Linked DNA regions of Homo sapiens: region 2 is linked to region 1. A link is an interaction called in ENCODE POLR2A ChIA-PET data of the cell type or tissue named here. Cell type or tissue: OCI-LY7. All regions are shown on one strand. Each heading gives the region's core, and the rest is flanking DNA. Links, peaks and the distances in the headings are about the cores only.

The links. ChIA-PET counts read pairs that join two places held together with the same protein. Peaks named below come from ENCODE experiments on the same cell type or tissue, not always from the same donor. Only the 100,000 strongest peaks of a DNase experiment are listed, where the experiment ranks them.
Region 2: POLR2A ChIA-PET joins it to region 1 with 8 read pairs; 3 of 35 experiments call an interaction of 5 or more read pairs at or near these places.

What each region holds. Positions count from the first base shown.
Region 1 is chr17:77,532,941-77,541,264 of GRCh38, forward strand. It overlaps LOC400622 (a long non-coding RNA gene), which reads left to right. Exons shown (of 3, transcript NR_148967.1): 2 at 1,515-1,747; 3 at 3,300-3,658. Among named protein-coding and RNA genes, the nearest start is that of MIR4316, 140 kb to the left of the region's middle. RefSeq lists enhancers at 2,119-2,620, 2,621-3,120. In OCI-LY7, for the core only: no CTCF peak of the experiment used is centred there; no DNase peak of the experiment used is centred there.
Region 2 is chr17:77,307,998-77,316,321 of GRCh38, forward strand. The region is part of intron 2 of SEPTIN9 (septin 9); the gene reads left to right. Among named protein-coding and RNA genes, the nearest start is that of SEPTIN9-DT, 30 kb to the left of the region's middle. RefSeq lists enhancers at 639-1,183, 2,064-2,565, 6,356-7,191. In OCI-LY7, for the core only: no CTCF peak of the experiment used is centred there; DNase peaks (open chromatin) are centred at 3,434, 3,804 and 7,664.

The DNA of each region.
Region 1 (8,324 bases), core at 308-8,307:
GGCCAGGATATCCACAGGACACCTTGAAACAGTGACTCCCTCCTGCATTTTGTTGATTGATTGATTGATTTTTGAGACAGGGTCCTGCTCTGTCACCCAGGCTGGGGTGCAGTGGCTCAATGTCAGTCCACTGCAACCTCCACCTCCCTGGTTTAAGTGATTCTCTGGCCTCAGCCTCCCGAGTAGCTGGGACTACAGGCATGCACCACCACATCCGGCTAATGTTTGTATTTTTAGCAGAGATGGGGTTTCACCATATTGGCCAGGCTGGTCTTGAACTCAAGATGATTCGCCCAACACAGCCTCTCAAAGTGCTGGGATTACAGGTATGAGCTGCTGCACCCAGCCCCGCCTGCATTTTAAATGGCTGCAGCCACACACAACATGCTTTCCTCCTTTGCAAGCTCAGCTGGGGGGGTGGGTAAGGGAGGGGCTCAGGGGCGGTGCTGTTGGTTCTTTTTACCTGGGTTTTCTCACGCAGAGTAATTGTGAGAAGAACAGGGTTTCCTCTCCTGAACTCGGAGGAAACAGAAAAAAATTTCCTACTAGCAAAAGCAGGCAGAAAAGAAATTTTAGAAGTAAAAGAAGTTTTACTTCTTAATTAGACTTTTCAATTTATTTATTTATTTTTATTTATGTTGTGAGATGGAGTCACACTCTGTTGCCCAGGCTGGAGTGCAGTGGCACGATCTTGGCTCACTGAAACTTTCGCCTCCCAGGTTCAAGCAATTCTCCTGCCTCAGCCTCCTGAGTAGCTAGGATTACAGGTGCCTGCCACCATGCCCGGCTAATGTTTGTATTTTTAGTAGAGACGAGGGTTTCACCATGTTGGCCAGGCTGGTCTCAAACTCTTGACCTCAGGTGGTCCACCTGCCTCGGCCTCCCAAAGTGCTGGTATTACCCAGGAGGCTGAGGCAGAAGAATCGCTTGAACCTGGGAGGCGGAGGTTGTGGTGAGTGGAGTGGAGATTGCGCCACTGCACTCCAGGCACTCCAGCCTGGGCAACAAGAGTGAGACTCCATCTCAAAAAAAAAAAAAAAAAAAGACATGAAGCCAGACAATGGGCCCAAAATGCCAGGGATGATCTGAGGTCCTCAAAAAGGGTCCAGGAAATGCTATATATAAAGAGTCAGAGTTGTGTACCAAGAAACATACCCATCCACTGTGTGTATACCCTGCACTTCCTGGCCCTCCATGCTTGGGCATGGACGTGTGATATGGTTTGGCTGTGTCCCCACCCAAATCTCATCTTGAATTCCCATGTGTTATGGGAGGGACCCGGTGGGAGGTAATTGAATCATGGGGGTGGGATTTTCCCATGCTGTTTTCATGATAGTGAATAAGTATCGTGAGATCTGATGGTTTTATAAGGGGGAGTTTCCCTGCACAACCTCTCTCTTTGCCTGAGCCATCCATGTAAGACATGACTTGCTCCTCCTTGCCATCCACCATGACTGTGAGGCCTCCCCAGCCATGTGGAAGTATAAGTCCATCAAACCTCTTTTTCTTCCCAGTCTCCGGTATGTCATTATCAGCAGTGTGAAAATGGACTCACTCCCACCCTGTCTGGATCTGGACAAGAGCCCACCACCCCGTTGGCAGTAGTCAGGCAGCTCTGCTTCTAAGAACCTGCAGCTTTTGGAAGAAAGGCACCCTGTGGTTTCAGAAGCCCAAGAGTCCCTGCAGCTCAGCACCCCCAGCCTGGTGCTTGGCAGATGACTGCCTCCTCACTTAGCAGAGGGAGCAGGTGAGCATGTATGAAGGGCCGCTCTCAGATCCTTTCAAAGAGAAGGGTGTCATGCAGATGCCAACAGGTTGATCATCAGAACCAGAGGGTGCTTTAACATGCAGATTCCCGGGCTCTGCCAAGGTGATTCCCAAGGTGATTCCTGGGTAGGACTGCCAAGGTGAGGCCCGGGAAGCTGTTTCTAAAAGTTCCTCTTGTCTCTGATGCACAACTTGGGTGACAGCCACAGCTGATTGCCAGAAAGTTATGGCGGGAGGGGGAGATACTGACACCAAGCCTTGCCTGGGACCCACCCAAGAGGCGAAGTGCCTTTCTGGCTTGACAGTCTTGGAAGGAGGGGTCGGGACGTCTGGCCTGCATGGGAACCCTGGAGTTTCCATGCTTCTCTCATAGGACAAAGGCATGGAGTTGTTTTTTTTTGTTGTTTTTCTTGTTTTTTTTTTTTTGTTTTTTTGAGATGGAGTCTCACTCTGTCGCCCAGGCTGGAGTGCAGTGGCGGGATCTTGGCTCACTGCAAGCTCTGCCTCCAGGGTTCACGCCATTCTCCTGCCTCAGCCTCCCAAGTAGCTGGGACTACAAGCGTCCACCACCACGCCCAGCTAATTTTTTGTATTTTTAGTAGAGACGAGGTTTCACCAAGTTAGCCAGGATGGTCTCGATCTCCTGATCTCGTGATCCGCCCGCCTTGGCCTCCCAAAGTGCTGGGATTACAGGCATAAGCCACCGCGCCTGGCCAGGCATGGAGTTTTATCAGCAAAGAGTAAACCAAAATGTATTCTCTGAACACAAAACTGGCTGAGAGTGCCAGGCTGAAAGCCGTTGTGCTGGGAGCTGTGGGTGCTGACGTCATCCCCCTCCCTGCCCGATGGCTCCTCTTCCAGGGTCTGAACCAGACAGCCAGGAAAAGTGGCGTTCAGAGCGCTGGGCCTTCAAGGTGCCCTTGGTCTCTTCGGTAGAAAACAAGGAAGCAACGTCCTTGTGTAGGGGTACTGCTCTCCTCCTGGGAGGGGAGGAAATGAGACGCAGCCACGTGTGGTGTGGGGAGTGCAGTCCGGGCAGAGGGTGGTGGCTCCTCAAATACCCACCCTTGGTTTCCTGCATACCTAAGGGGGTGTGTGACTCAGGGGTCCTTCCTGTTGTCTATGGTGTCTTTACATTCACCACCTGAGGGGAAGTTTTAATTTGTAATAAATCTGTATTACGGTGGATGTCCAACTGCCCCAGTGGCTGTAAAAATTAATTCCTTATCCTAAACATTATTACATAGCTTTCGAAATGAATCGACTTGTGGTTGGGTTCTTGGTTTGGGCCATTATTTCCAATTAGTATAATCAGATAGCATCATCCGTAATACTTCCCCTCCTATCCCCAGCCCTCCCTGGGCCCCACACCCTGGTCTTGTCGGGAACTGGATTCGATGAAGTCATCAGAATTGTCAATGGCATACAGTGGGTGGAGACTGCCTGCTGATTCTGATGGCTGAGAAAGAGGTTTTCTTTCCATTCTCGAATAGTCAATTTTGCTCACTGTTGTTGTGGTTTGTTTCTTTCAGAAAACTGTGTATTCTTCAGAACATCATGATAACCTGGCACTCATGGGTCTATGGAGAGAATTCAGGGGGTCTGGGAGCTTGGATGGAATAAATTTGCATCTTTATTTTCAGGAAAGTTTTACTGAAGTTTAGCATTTTCTTTCATTATAAATGGAATCAGTATAACCCAATAGTATGAGCAGTTACTTCTCCGCAACATCAAAGTGGCTGCAGATATCTCAAAATAGTATTTACATTTATCATAACTTAGAAATTTGGGTGGTAATTAAACCAGCAACTATTCTTTGTTTAATGCATTAAGAAAGAAGTATGTATACTATCATATCTCAATTAAAAATATTTTAAGAACTGGATTTTAACTTTATTGGTTTCCTTTGTAACTCTCTGTATTTCATTTTAGGCATTTAAAAATATTATTTTGAGAAGGGCTTCCGCAGATGTCAGAGGTGTCCATGGCAGAGCCATGATTAAGATCCGCTGGTGTAGACTACAGCAGGTGTGTGCGTCTGAGGTTGGTATGGAAGTTGTGTTTGTGTTCAAATCCTAGTCTCCCATCTCATAGCTGCACAAGGTGTCCCCTGATCCATCACTTTATTATTATTATTATTATTTTTTCTTGGGATGGAGTCTTGCTCTGTCACCCAGGCTGGAGTGCAGTGGCACAATCTCAGCTCATTGCAACCTCTGCCTTCTGGGTTCAAGCAATTCTCCCTCAGCCTCCCGAGTAGCTGGGACTACAGGCATGAGCCACCATGCCTGGCTAATTTTTTTTTGTATTTTTAGTAGAGATGGGCTTTCACCATGTTGGCCAGGCTGGTCTCAAACTCCTGACCACAAGTGATCCACCTGCCTCAGCCTCCCAGAGTGCTAGGATTACAGGCATGAGCCACTGTGCCCGGCCTCATCACTTTAAAATAGGAATAATAGCCACCATACAAGGGTATTGGGAACGATTAAAAGTGTTAGTACTACAGGAATAATTCTAGGACCTAACCTCATACAGCTGCAGGAGCACTGAATGAGATAATCCATGAGGTTAGGTCCTAGCATTATTCCTGTTTTACAGATGGGGAAGTTGAGGTTTATTTCAAGTAAGTGCCCAAGGTCACATAGCTAGGAAGTGGTAGAACTAGGATTCGAGCCCCAGCCATTGGACAGCGGATCCCATCCCAGATCCTATATTGCCCTCCAAAAAGTCAAGCACCCCTGGGTCAGTGGAAGTTGCAATCTGGGTCATACAGAGTCTGGAGGCCAGTCTCCAATTTCTAGGCTCTTAGAGCCCTCATTTGACCTTGAGCTCTAACAAAGTGCTCACAAACATGTGCCAGTGACTTGCCACAATGAAGGACAGTTGTGTGGGTCTATGGTGGGGTGATGCGTTGCTTCTTACTGAATGTGAAATAAAGCTTAGGAACACTAGATCTGTGTGCTTCAGGAGTGGTGGGGATTGCCCTGGTTGAGTGACTGGAGCATTAAGTGAGATGGGATCTTTGGTGTCATCCTATGATGATGGTGACAGTGGCAGTGATGATGACGACAATCACTTTCTTCCTCCTCCTCTTCCTCTTCTTCTTCTGCTGCTCCTCCTCCTCCTCCTCCTTCTTCTCCTTCTTTTTTTTTTTGAGAACAAGTCTCTCTCTGTCACCCAGGCCGGAGTGCAGTGGCACAATGTCGGCTCACTGCAACCTCCACCTACCGGGTTCAAGCGATTCTTCCGCCTCAGCCTCCTGAGTAGCTGGGACTACAGGCGTCCGCCACCACGCCCAGCTAATCTTTGTATTTTTAGTAGAGACGGGTTTCACCATGTTGGCCAGGCTGGTCTCGAACTCCTGACCTCAGGTGATCCACCCGCCTCAGCCTTCCAAAGTGCTGGGATTACAGGTGTGAGCCACTGCGCCCGGCCGGCAATCACTTTCATGCAGCATGCCCTTTGGGTGCCTACCGTGTGTCGGGTCCTGATGCTGCCCTTGAGGAGCTGACAGTCGGGGAGAAAGGACCAGGAATGTGCTGTCTTACCCCATCACAAAACAAGAGAGAGAATAATGGGTGTCACAAGAGAGGTGCCAGCAGCAGGTGATGGGAGGTTGTCACAATGATAATGAGCTTTAGGTTCAGTGCAGACTTGGCTGGTGGGGCTGGCAAAACCACAGAGATTCAGAGCAGCTGGGGAGAGGCAGTGTACATTAATCTGAACGAATATTAATGTAAGATCTTAATAAAATTACATTTGTGTCTATTTATCTGGCTGTATGAGTTTCCCTAAATTTGGATGGGCATGTTTCAGATGGTTTGGCTTAAGACAGATGTTTTCCTTTTATATAATTCCTTTGTATCTGAGGTCATACTCTGTGAGATTTTGATCTTCAAAATTGGTCCAGACTTATTTTATGTCTCAGCATATGGACTATCTTGGTGAGGGCTCCACGTGCCTTTGTAAAGAACATGTATTCTGTAATCACGGGGTGTAGTGGACCTTAAATATCAATTAGGTCACAATAGTTGTTAGAATGCTCAATGTCCTTACTGATTTTTTGATTTTTTTTGTTTACTGACTCTGTCAGTTGCTGAAAGAAAGGTATTAAAATCTCCAACTGTAATTTTTGGATTTGTCTATTTCTCCTTTTAATTCTGACAGGTTTTGCTTTATTTATTTTGAAATTGTTATTAGATGCATATACATTTAAGATTGTTAGGATTTCCCAATAAACATATCCTTTCGTCATTATGCAGTCTCCCTCTATCTCTTTGGCAATACTCTTTGTCTTGAGCCTATTACAGTAACATAGCCACACCTGTTTTTTGCACTTATTGTTTGCCTGTCATACTTTTTTTTATCCTTTTATTTTTAGTCTGTCTGTGTCTTTATATTTAAAATATATCTCGGCCAGGCACGGTGGCTCACGCCTGTAATCCCAGCACTTTGGGAGGCCAAAGTGGGCAGATCATGAGGTCAGGAGATCGAGACCATCCTGGCTAACACGGTGAAACCTTGTCTCTACTGAAAATACAAAAAATTAGCCAGGCATGGTGGCGGGTGCCTGTATTCCCAGCTACTTGGGAGGCTGAGGCAGGAGAATGGCATGAACCCCAGAGGCAGAGCTTGCAGTGAGCCGAGATTGCGCCACTGCACTCCAGCCTGGGCGACAGAGCGAGACTCCGTCTCAAAAAACAAAACAAAACAAAAAATAAAATGTATCTCTTGGAGATGACACATAGCTGGATCTTGCAGTGTTATTCAGCCAGATTATCTCTGCCTTTTAAGTGGGATGTTCAGTGCATTTCTGTTAAGCGTGATTATAGATGTAGCTGGATTTAGATCTGCCATTATGACATTTGTTCTCTTTTTGTCCCTTCTGTTTTTTTTGTTTTGTTTTGTTTCCCTGTTTCTCTTTTCCTGACTTCTTTTAGGTTAATCATATTTTTTGGTATCCCCATTTTAATTAGTTTATTGGCATTTTAGCTGTACTTTTGCATTTTTAATAGCGGCTAACTTAGGGATTATAATATGTGATACTGTGATATAATAAACAATATATATTTGGACTTTGTTCCTGGTAGAAGAGCTTCTAAAACTTTTAGAGTTTCCTGAATGATAGGGGTGAGAGTCTTGTTAGCCTTAATAAGCCCCTTTCAACCATACCTGAGTTTCTGCTTAGGAGGTGAATCTTGGTGGGCCCCTCCTAGGTAGCAAGACAGGGTCTTGCCCTGTCCACCAAGCTGGAGTGCCGTGGTACAGTCTTGGCTCACTGCAGCCTCAACCTCCCAGGCTCAAGCAATTCTCCCGCCTCAGCCTCCAGAGTAGCTGGGACCACAGGTACATGCCACCATGCCCGGCTAATTTTAAAAAATATTTTTGTAGAGATGGGGGTCTGACTATGTTGCCCATGCTGGTCTTGAACTCCTGCCTCAAATGATCCTCCTGCCTTGGCCTCTCAAAGTGTTGGGATTACGAGCCCCCACACCCAGCCTCAAAGGTGTTTAAAGAACATCTACTTTGTGCTCAGTTTCCTCACTCCTCCATGGAAAGCCTGCAGTGGCTCTCCTTTGCCCTCAGGATACAGCCTGACTCCTTAATCTGGCTTGAAGGCTCATCCTTACCTGCAGGGCCAGGGCGGCTCCTCTCTTGCCCCTTCTGTTGTGTATTTTGCGCTCCAGTTTCTCCGAAGCACCAGGCTGGCTTTGCCATGAGCCATGTCCAATGGCTCCTTCCACCCGGACCCCTGTCCCCACTGCCATCAGCTGACTTTCCCTGTGGCACTCTGCTGACCTTTATTCACATCCTCAACACACCTGCCACCTTCTAGGTGTGGCACTTCCTGCTCCTCCAGATGGGCTTAAGTGGGCACAGCCAGAGCTCCCATGCCTCATCCTGGCAGTGACAACGTGTGGCACCTAAGGGAAGCCCTGACCCCAGTCCTGCCACCGCCTTGTTCTGGTGGGCTCTGTGAGGATGCACTGGATGAATTCACTAGTGCAGCAGTGCTTCGCCTTCCAGAGGGACCGTCGGAGCCAGCCCCGCGTTGCAGGGACCTGACGACCCTGAGGTCCAGCCTTCCCCGATGCCCAGCCCAGCTCAGTCCACTGTGTCCTCTTTGGCCTCTTCCCATCCTGGTTTCTCAGTCGTTCTCAGCCAAGCCACAGGACTGGAAGCTTTGTCGCTTTCTATAAGGACTTGCCTGTCAGGGGGAGTTAGTTCGAAAGGAACGGGGAGTGAAGACTCAATGTGAATTTCAGGTAAAAATCTCCGGGTCTGAGGAGACTGGGTCTGACAGCCAGTGCTGGCCTCGGGGACCCTGATGGAGACGTTCACACAGGTGCCCAACTGCAGGACGACCCTGCCGAGGAGGCACCTGCTGGGGCCAATTAGAATTCCTCGTTCTGGGCTGGGTTAATTTGCATAAACTCTGAGCCCCCAGGAAAAATCTTCCGCGAGGCCTCTTCCTCTTTGTTAATTGAAAAAGGCTCTTTGTCTGTCTTCAGCTGTCAGCTCACATGCGGCCTCCCCAGGCAAGCCTTTCCCAGCTC
Region 2 (8,324 bases), core at 307-8,306, 220 kb before region 1:
ACGTTGTTCTTGGCTGTCACTTCCAGCGGCCAGGCTGGGACAGGTGCCCATCTAGTGGCTTTTCTATTTGGAGAGGATGATGGGTCACAGCAATGAATGGACTTACCTCCCCTAGGAGACGAGGAGCTCTGAGAAGAGCAGAGATGGCGTGGTCACCTGTGCATATGTGCTGGGGGCCAACTGGGTGCCAGACCCCTGGCTGCCATCATGGTGGCAGACAGGCAGGGACTGTGCCTTCATGAATTAGCCATTCTAGAGGAGACAAAGTTACCAAAGGACACGGACCCGGAGTCAAATCCACACAAATAGAGCGCCTGTGGACCAGGGCTGCCTTCAGAACAAGGTGAGACAGCCGTCCTGCCAGGACAAGGCGCCTACGGGGGCAAGGGCATGTGCCCATCTGGAGCCGCCACCTCCATGCTCTAGACCAGCTCCGTCTAATAGAACCTTCTGTGATGGTGGGTCTGTTCTATACATCTGCACTCCGCCATCCTGTATGGTAGCCGCTTAGCCGCCTGGGTCTATTGCACACTCAAAGTATAAATGTTTACGTTTACTTTATTCACTCATTTACTTGCATAGAATTATTTATTTATTTTAAATGGATTTCCACTTATATCTACGTGTGGCTAGTGGCTATGAAACTGAACAGTTCCAGACCACACTGGCACCTGAGACCTCAGAATTCTAGACCCAAAGCCTGCTTCTGATCCTGAGCTTGCTTCTGTGGGGACAGCACAGACGCCTCCTAAGTCTGCCTTCCAGAGGTGGATGCAGTGCCCGTGGACTGTGCACCACCAGGCCTGGACAGTGGAGAGGGTGGCTTTTTACAGGGAGTGGGAGTGGAGGGGATGCCGTGTCCACATTGAGTGCATGTGAGGCCCCTTGCAGTACAGGATGGGACTGTATGTGGGAAGAGGGGGGTGATGCTCTGGCTGGAGGCCCCTGGGCAGCTGCATGATTCAGCGCTGTGGTTAAGAGGGGCTCCGCCCATCGCAGTCATGTTGGGCACTAACCACTGGACAGCCCAGCCGCTGCTGTGTTTCTGGGGAGCTTTTCTCCGGCTCCGCATCTGATCTGCCTCTCCATCTCCTTCCCTCTCATTGGCCAGCTTCTGGTGGAATGGGTGGGGAGGGTCCCCCAGTTCTTGTGGGGGTTGCATCTTGGGAACCTGGCACCCTGGGCTGCATGGACACAGCCTCCCCCGGCGGTTGCTTCCCTCTGCTCAGACTGGCTGGTTCTGTGCTGTCAGCACTTGGCAGCCACGATCACAGCTCAGCTTGGAAGCCTAAGGCATAATTTGCTGAATCCCAAAGCTGCAAGCTGGTGATCTGGGTTTGCGTGGGACTGCCTGCTGACACACGGGGTCCTCCCTCTGTGGGCCTCTGTGGGCTCTGGCCCGAGACACCCTTTCCTCATCTTCTTGGCTTCTTTCTTTCTCCCTGCCTCCCTTTTGCTAAGACCCTGGTCCAGGCAGGAGTTCATTCCTAGACGCCCCAGCATCTCCGGCCTCCCCATTTGACACTCCCCAGACGACTGTCTGCCATCCCATCCTCCCAGCCCAGCTTCTCTGTAGATCCACATCTGGCCAATCTCCTATGTCTGGGACTCTTGCCCTCCCCAGAAGGACGAAGGCTCTTCTCGAGGTTGTGTTTGGGACTGGGCCAGGGATGACATTTCTGGCAAAAGCTTAAATGACACCATGATCAACGCTTTGGTCAGCTCACACACTTTCTTTCCTTTTAAAAAAAAAATGGAATTCTTAGAGCTACAAAACAAAAATGTAAAGAATAAGGTAATAAAACACCTGTGTACTCACCATCCCGCTTAAGAAGTGAGACATTGCAGGTGTAGCCGCAGCCCTGGGTGACCTTCTCCATCCTAGCCCCACTCCTGCTGCGGTGCCCGCCCCTCTGGATTGGGATCTGGCCCCGGGCAGGCACATCTGTGCTGGGCAGTGGTGTGTCTGAGAAGCCTAGGTCTCCTTTTTTTTTTTTTTGAGATAGAGTCTCGCTCTATCGCCCAGGCTGGAGTGCAGTGGCACCATCTCGGCTCACTGCAACCTCTGCCTCCTGGGTTCAAGCGATTCTTCTGCCTCAGCCTCCTCAGTAGCCAGGATTACAGGCACCCGCCACCATGTCTGGCTAATTTTTTTTGTATTTTTAGTAGACACAGGGTTTCACCATGTTGGTCAGGCTGGTCTCATACCCCTGACCTCAGGTGATCCACCTGCCTTGGCCTCCCAAAGTGCTGGGATTATAGGTGTGAGCCACCGCATCCGGCCTGGTCTCCTCTTGCATACGGTCATCAGCATCGTGTGACTGAGCAGCCTAGGTCTGTCTCCTCTTGAATGCCGTCATCAGCATCACATCCTTGGTGCCTCACTGGAGTCAGTGGCTGCCCTGCCTGTGCCCACAACGTGACGGCGTGGAGACTTATCCGTGTAGATCCACGAAGCCTTGGTTCACTTATTTTGGCAGCTAGCGAGTGTTCCTCTGTGTGGGGAGGCAGAGTTTGCCCGTCCCGTGGCCCACTGGTGACATCGCCGAAGGTCTTCTCTGTTACTAGTGCTGCCGGGAACGTGTGTTTCCCCAGGTGGATTTGGCTGGGCTGTGGAGATGCGCTTCTCAGCCCTTCTAGATGTTACCACCACGCCCTCCCGAGTGGCCTTCTGGTAGGCTCTCCCATGTTCGCTCATTTTCTGTGCCTCAGGCAGCCGCCTCTCTGACTGAGCGTCCAGCGGACTTTTGCCCTGTTTCCCACGGTGCACGGAGCATTTCATCTCAGTGGTGCCTGAGCTTCCCTCCCTCTGGCCCTCAGACCCCGGCTGGGATCCTTGGAGCCAACTCCTCTGCCTGACATCCCGTGTCGCTAGGTCCTGCTCTTCCATCTTCCAATACCTCTGGGGTGTGTGGCCTTTTCCCCAGTGCCCCCATCATCCCTTCTGTCCTAGGTTGAACCGTGTCCCCCACAAACTCATGTCCACCAAAAACCTCAGAATGTGACCTGGGAGTTGGAGATGGGGTCTTTGCAGATGTAAGTAGTTAAGGATCTTGAGATGAGGTCATTCTGGATTAGGGTGGGCCCTAAATCCAACAACTGGTGTCCTTAAAAGAAGCAGAGAGGCCACAGACACACCGGGGAGAGCCACGTGAAGGCAGGAGCAGATGATGGAGTGACGCAGCCCCAGGCCAGGGAGCGTCTGGGAAGAGGCAAGGAAGGACCCCCCCCCCACCCCACCCCAGAGCCTCCCTAGGGAGTGTGGCCTTGCTGACACCTTGATTTTGGACCTCTGGCCTCCAGCATGGGAGAGAACCCGCTTCCATTTTTTCAAGCCCCACAGCTGTGGTCCATTATGGCAGCCACAGGACACTGATGCACCTCCCACCTGGCCGCTGTGGATGGACGACCCCGCCCGCAGGAAGTCTCCCTCAAGCACTGCAGGTGTCTCTGCCCTCACAGGGGACGCCTGCACAAGTAGGTGTGAAAAAAGGGCCCTGTGGGGGCAAGGCCTGGGCTGGTGCTCGCTGCCTCCCTTCATCCTATGCTAGTTCCCATGCCTCTTCCGGCAGGAGTGCCTGGCTCCACCTGGTGAATCAGAGCCAAACTCTCCTGACAATTGGCTGTCACTTATTTAACTGCCACCATCCCCAGGAGACAGAAAATGCCAGAAGGGTGGGGCCTGTGCAGTGCCTCCTCGCTATTTCCCCAGGGCACCGTGCCACGTTGCCTCAATGCACAGAGTAGCTGCTCAAAGTGTGTCGGACGAACAGGTGCCCCATGCCCAGCCATGCAGACAAAAGTGTGCCACGTGGAGGGAGCTGGTCGTGGAAGAGACCACCAGCATCTTGGCTGCCCGAGGACCTTGCCCCTGGGCTCTTGCAGGCACCCCTAGTTCATTACTTCCTCTCTCACCCATAGCTACCCACTCTTCCTCTATTTCTCTGATATCAGCCTTGCCACCCACCCAGGTTTGCAAGCAGGAAATCTCAGAGTTGACCTTGACCTCTGCCTCCCCAGCACCCCCAGGTCTCAACAGGCTGCCAAGATCTCATCAACTCGCCCTCTGCATACTGACCCTTGGACAGGCTGCCCCGGTCACGGTCATGTCTTGGTTGGGCCTCCATCATCCCTCCTTGGACCAGCAGGTGCCATCCTCCCCACCCCTGCCCTGCTGTGGCTCCTTCCCCTCCACGGCCAACATTTAGAGGACGATTACCACTTCCCTCCCTGTGTGCTGGGGACCGGGTGATAGGATCCCTCCACCCGATCATTTCCATTAGACCTGGGCCGGGTCTTCTTACTCATAGAGCCCTTAGTTTCCGCCCCCAAAGCCTCGAGGGTGGATTCGTGCTGCCGCCCAGCCTGGCCCTGATACCGCTTTCCAGCCTGGAGCCCCCTGCTTCTGCGCTCCTGGCTCTGAGTGCTCGGGCCCCCCCTGGATGGGTTGCCACTTGTCCTCTGGAAAGCAGGGCTTCCATGCTCCTGGACCTCCTAGCTGACTCAGTGACTTTGGGCCATCTTGTCACACCCCTTCTATCAGCTTGGCCTTGGTTATTTCTGTGTCCTCCATAGCCTCGGACCAGAGCCACGGCGGGATGCTTTCCTGGTGCGTGGCAGGCAGTCAGGAAATATTGCTGGACTGACCTTGATAGGAGATGCTTGGGAGAATTGCCCAAAAAACTAGCTTAAAATGCAAATATTGGCCTTCTTTTGCGTTGGCTAAAGAGTAGCATTTCTCCGTTTGCCTCCCGGGTAAGAAATTGATGGCGAATGCAATGTCTCTAGGGAGGAGAAGAAGGTGACAAAAAGGGTCTGTATAACGGGGCACACGCTAGGCATTTGTGACTATTTAAGTTTAAATTATAACATAAATGCGAAACTCTTTGCCTTGGTAGCCCTTCCACATTGCAAGCGTTCACTGCCACATGTGGCTGCCATATTGACTACGGCAGATACAGAACATTGACATCATTGCGGAGAGTTCTATGGGGGGGCGCTGGTTTAGATCATCTTCACGTTGGATCCACAAATTCATTGTTTATCCAGTGAACGGTTACTGGGCACCTACTGAGCAAGCAGGATGAAAGACACCCGCTCTCGGGGGAGTCTTCCGTTGGCTGCAGAGAAGCTTAAACTCAGGGGACCTGGGGCAAACTCTGCAAGGGCCCTTGGCCTCTGCACCCCCAGACCTCCCTCGCTCTGCAGGGGCAGTCGGGGGCCCCCTCTAGGAATGGAGCGCCAGCTCCAGCTCCTGTCAGGCTACAGCCCAGATGGTTGGCTGAGCACGAGCATGTGAGAGTGGAATTGGGCCCAACCGGGCTGCTTCTCCCCGTTGTCTTGGTTTCCTTCCACGCTGACCTGGAAGGACTCCTAAAGCAACAGGCCTGCCCAGGCGGTTTGCACCAGTAAACCCTGCAGCGGCCCCAAGGGCAGAGATAGCTGGATTGTATTTATTTAGGAACAGCCAAAGTCTGAGGCACAATAAAAAGTGGAGAAAGATTCCAGAGAGGAATGCAGCTGGCCTCAGCCTGGGAATCCGTCTTGCTTGGGAGGCTGTAGGCGGGCCAGGCTGGGGCCAGCCTGGAGGGTCTTGGCTGGCTCTGCTGGCAGGTACAGTAGCAGGGTCAGCAGGAGGGAGTCCAGGACGGAGCTCCTTCATTTTTAATTCAGGGAAGCAAACTTCAGTGGTTGAGTCTGAGGATGAGCAGGAAATGAATGGAAAAGTCTTTTTTTTTTCTTTTTTCTTTCTAGGCAGGGTCTTTCTCTGTCCCCCAGGCTGGAGTGCAGTGGCACAATTATAGCTCACTGCAGCCTCAACCTGCCAGGCTCAAGGGATCCTCCTGCCTTAGCCTCCTAAGTAGCTGGGACTACAGTTGTGCGCCACCATGACTGGCTAATTCTTAAAAGAAATGTTTTCAGGCTAGGCATGGTGACCCATGCCTGTAATCCCAGTACTTTTGGAGCCGAGGTGGGAGGATCACTTGAGCTCAGGTGCTCCAGACCAGCCTGGGCAACATGACGAGACCCCGTCTTGACTAAAAATACAAAAAGTTAGCTGGGCGTGGTGGTACAGCCCTGTAGTTCCAGCTACCCGGGAAGCTGAGGCTGCAGTGAGTTGTGATCACGTCACTGTCCTCCAGCCTGGGCAAAGGGAGTAAGGCCCTGTTTCAAAAAAAAAAATTTTTTTTTTTTTTGAGGTGGAGTCTTGCTCTGTTGCCCAGGCTGGAGTGCAGTGGCATGATCTTGGCTCACTGCAATCTCTGCCTCCCAGGTTCAAGTGATTCTCCTGCCTCAGCCTCCCAAGTAGCTGGGATTACAGGCATGAGCCACTGTGCCTGGACTTTTTTTTTTTTTTTTTTTTTTTGTAGAGATGGGATTTCTCTATGTTGCCCAGGCTGGTCTTGAACTCTTGGCCTCAAGTGATCCTCCCACTTTGGCCTCCCAAAGTGTTGGAATTACAGGTGTGAGCCACCACACCCAGCAGGAAAAGTCACTTTTTAAAGCGAGAGGTTGTGCGTCCTCTATAGCTTGGCGCTCATCAGCATGGAGGATTTACTGGAACGTGTGTTAGGTGAGGGGACATGGAAGATGGCAGCAAATCCGAGCCCAGAGCATCAGAAAGCATGCTTTCAGCCAAAGATGCGTTCTCTCCACCTCCGCGCAGCACCCTTCCCCAGTGTGTACTCCTGGAGCAAGGTGGGGCCGATCCTACGAAGACCCTTTCCCGAAGGCCCCTGCTGCCCACATCAGTGTCACCTGGACCGCCTGCTCCCTTTTCTGGATGGCTGGACCAGCCCCAGGGCCTCCTGGCCTGGTGTGGGGAGCACAGTCCACCCTGGGGAATGCCTGGTATGTGTCCCCTCCCCACTGGGTACCAGGGGATGAAGCTGTGCTTCGTGGAAGGGGACAGAGGCGCTGGTGCCCAGGATGGTGCACCTGGGGCGGCTGAACTGGACCTGGCTCCTACTGGGCCCCTGTGGAGCCCAGATTGTTGTGAGAAGGGGTGGGGAAAGGCAGGTGATCCGCACCTTTCACTTTTGTTTCACATGGGAACAGGGGCTTATCCTGCACACATATTCAGTTTGGAGTATGAATTTCCATGAAGAGGAAAATCTCTATTAGGCTCTGATGTCAGGATTGTCCGTGAGGGCCGGGCCGTGTTCTGGGGCAAGGACAGGAGTGGAGGGGGCAACCAGGGAAGGCTTCCTAATGGAGGAGGCATTTGATAGCATCTTGAAAAAGAAGCAGTTCCTAGGCCAAGCCAGAGACTGAAGAATGACCACCTAACTTCTTTTTTTTTTTTTTGAGATGGAATCTCGCGCTGTCGCCCAGGCTGGAGTGCAGTGGCGTGATCTAGGCTCACTGCAACCTCCACCTCCCAGGTTCAAGCAATTCTCCTGCCTCAGCCTTCTGAATAGCTGGGATTACAGGCATGCGCCACCATGCCCAGCTAATTTTTGTATTTTTAGTAGAGACGGGGTTTCACCATGTTGGTCAGGCTGGTCTGGAACCCCTGACCTTGTGATCCACCTGCCTCGGCCTCCCAAAGTGCTGGGATTACAGGCATGAGCCACTGCACCCGGCCACGACCACCTAACTTCTTTCTACAAGATGCCCCCTGGCTGACGCAAAGCAGGTTGAGTGAGTGTGACACTTCCTTCCTGTCTGTGGGTTCCGGCCTTTCCAGAGCCCGGCCAGTGCTATTGGAGACAAAGTGGCCTTCGCTCTTCCTTCCCGCCCTGCCAGGCCCAGCCTGTGCCGCTGAGCCCCACTTTGCAATTAAGAGGAGCTGTGAACCAGTGATGCTGATGTCGCAGAAAAGTGGCCAGGGGTCTATGGGGGGTGAAGGACAGGGATGCCGCCCTGAGAACTGTCTGGAAGGGGCTTTTGGGTAACAGTGCCCACTCCAGGGTGTGGGCAGGCTGGGGTGGCTGGGAGCTGGGCTCATAGGCTGGCACAACCAGAGTTTCCCAAAGCCGTGGGCCTGAGGGCCCTGCCTTCCTGGGACAGCAACCTTTGGTCCAATTTGGGAAAAGGTGGGTTAAACCAAGCCCGGCTCCCTCACTGTAGGATTACTCAGTGCGTTTAGTATGCAAATGTGCCTCTGAATCTAAGACAGGACCACAGAAACCTCTTCAGTGTTCCTCTGGAGGGAGGGACCGCGGGGGATCCACCGCAGGGGCCTGGGTCTGCACTGGCCTGGTGAAGTGCCCCCTTAGTGCTTACACCATGCGCGGTGAGAGGTTGGCCCTCGCCTCCCCCACCCTCTGCTGGCCTTACCTCACCACCTCTGCACTCGCCTCCCAGCCGGCTCATGACTA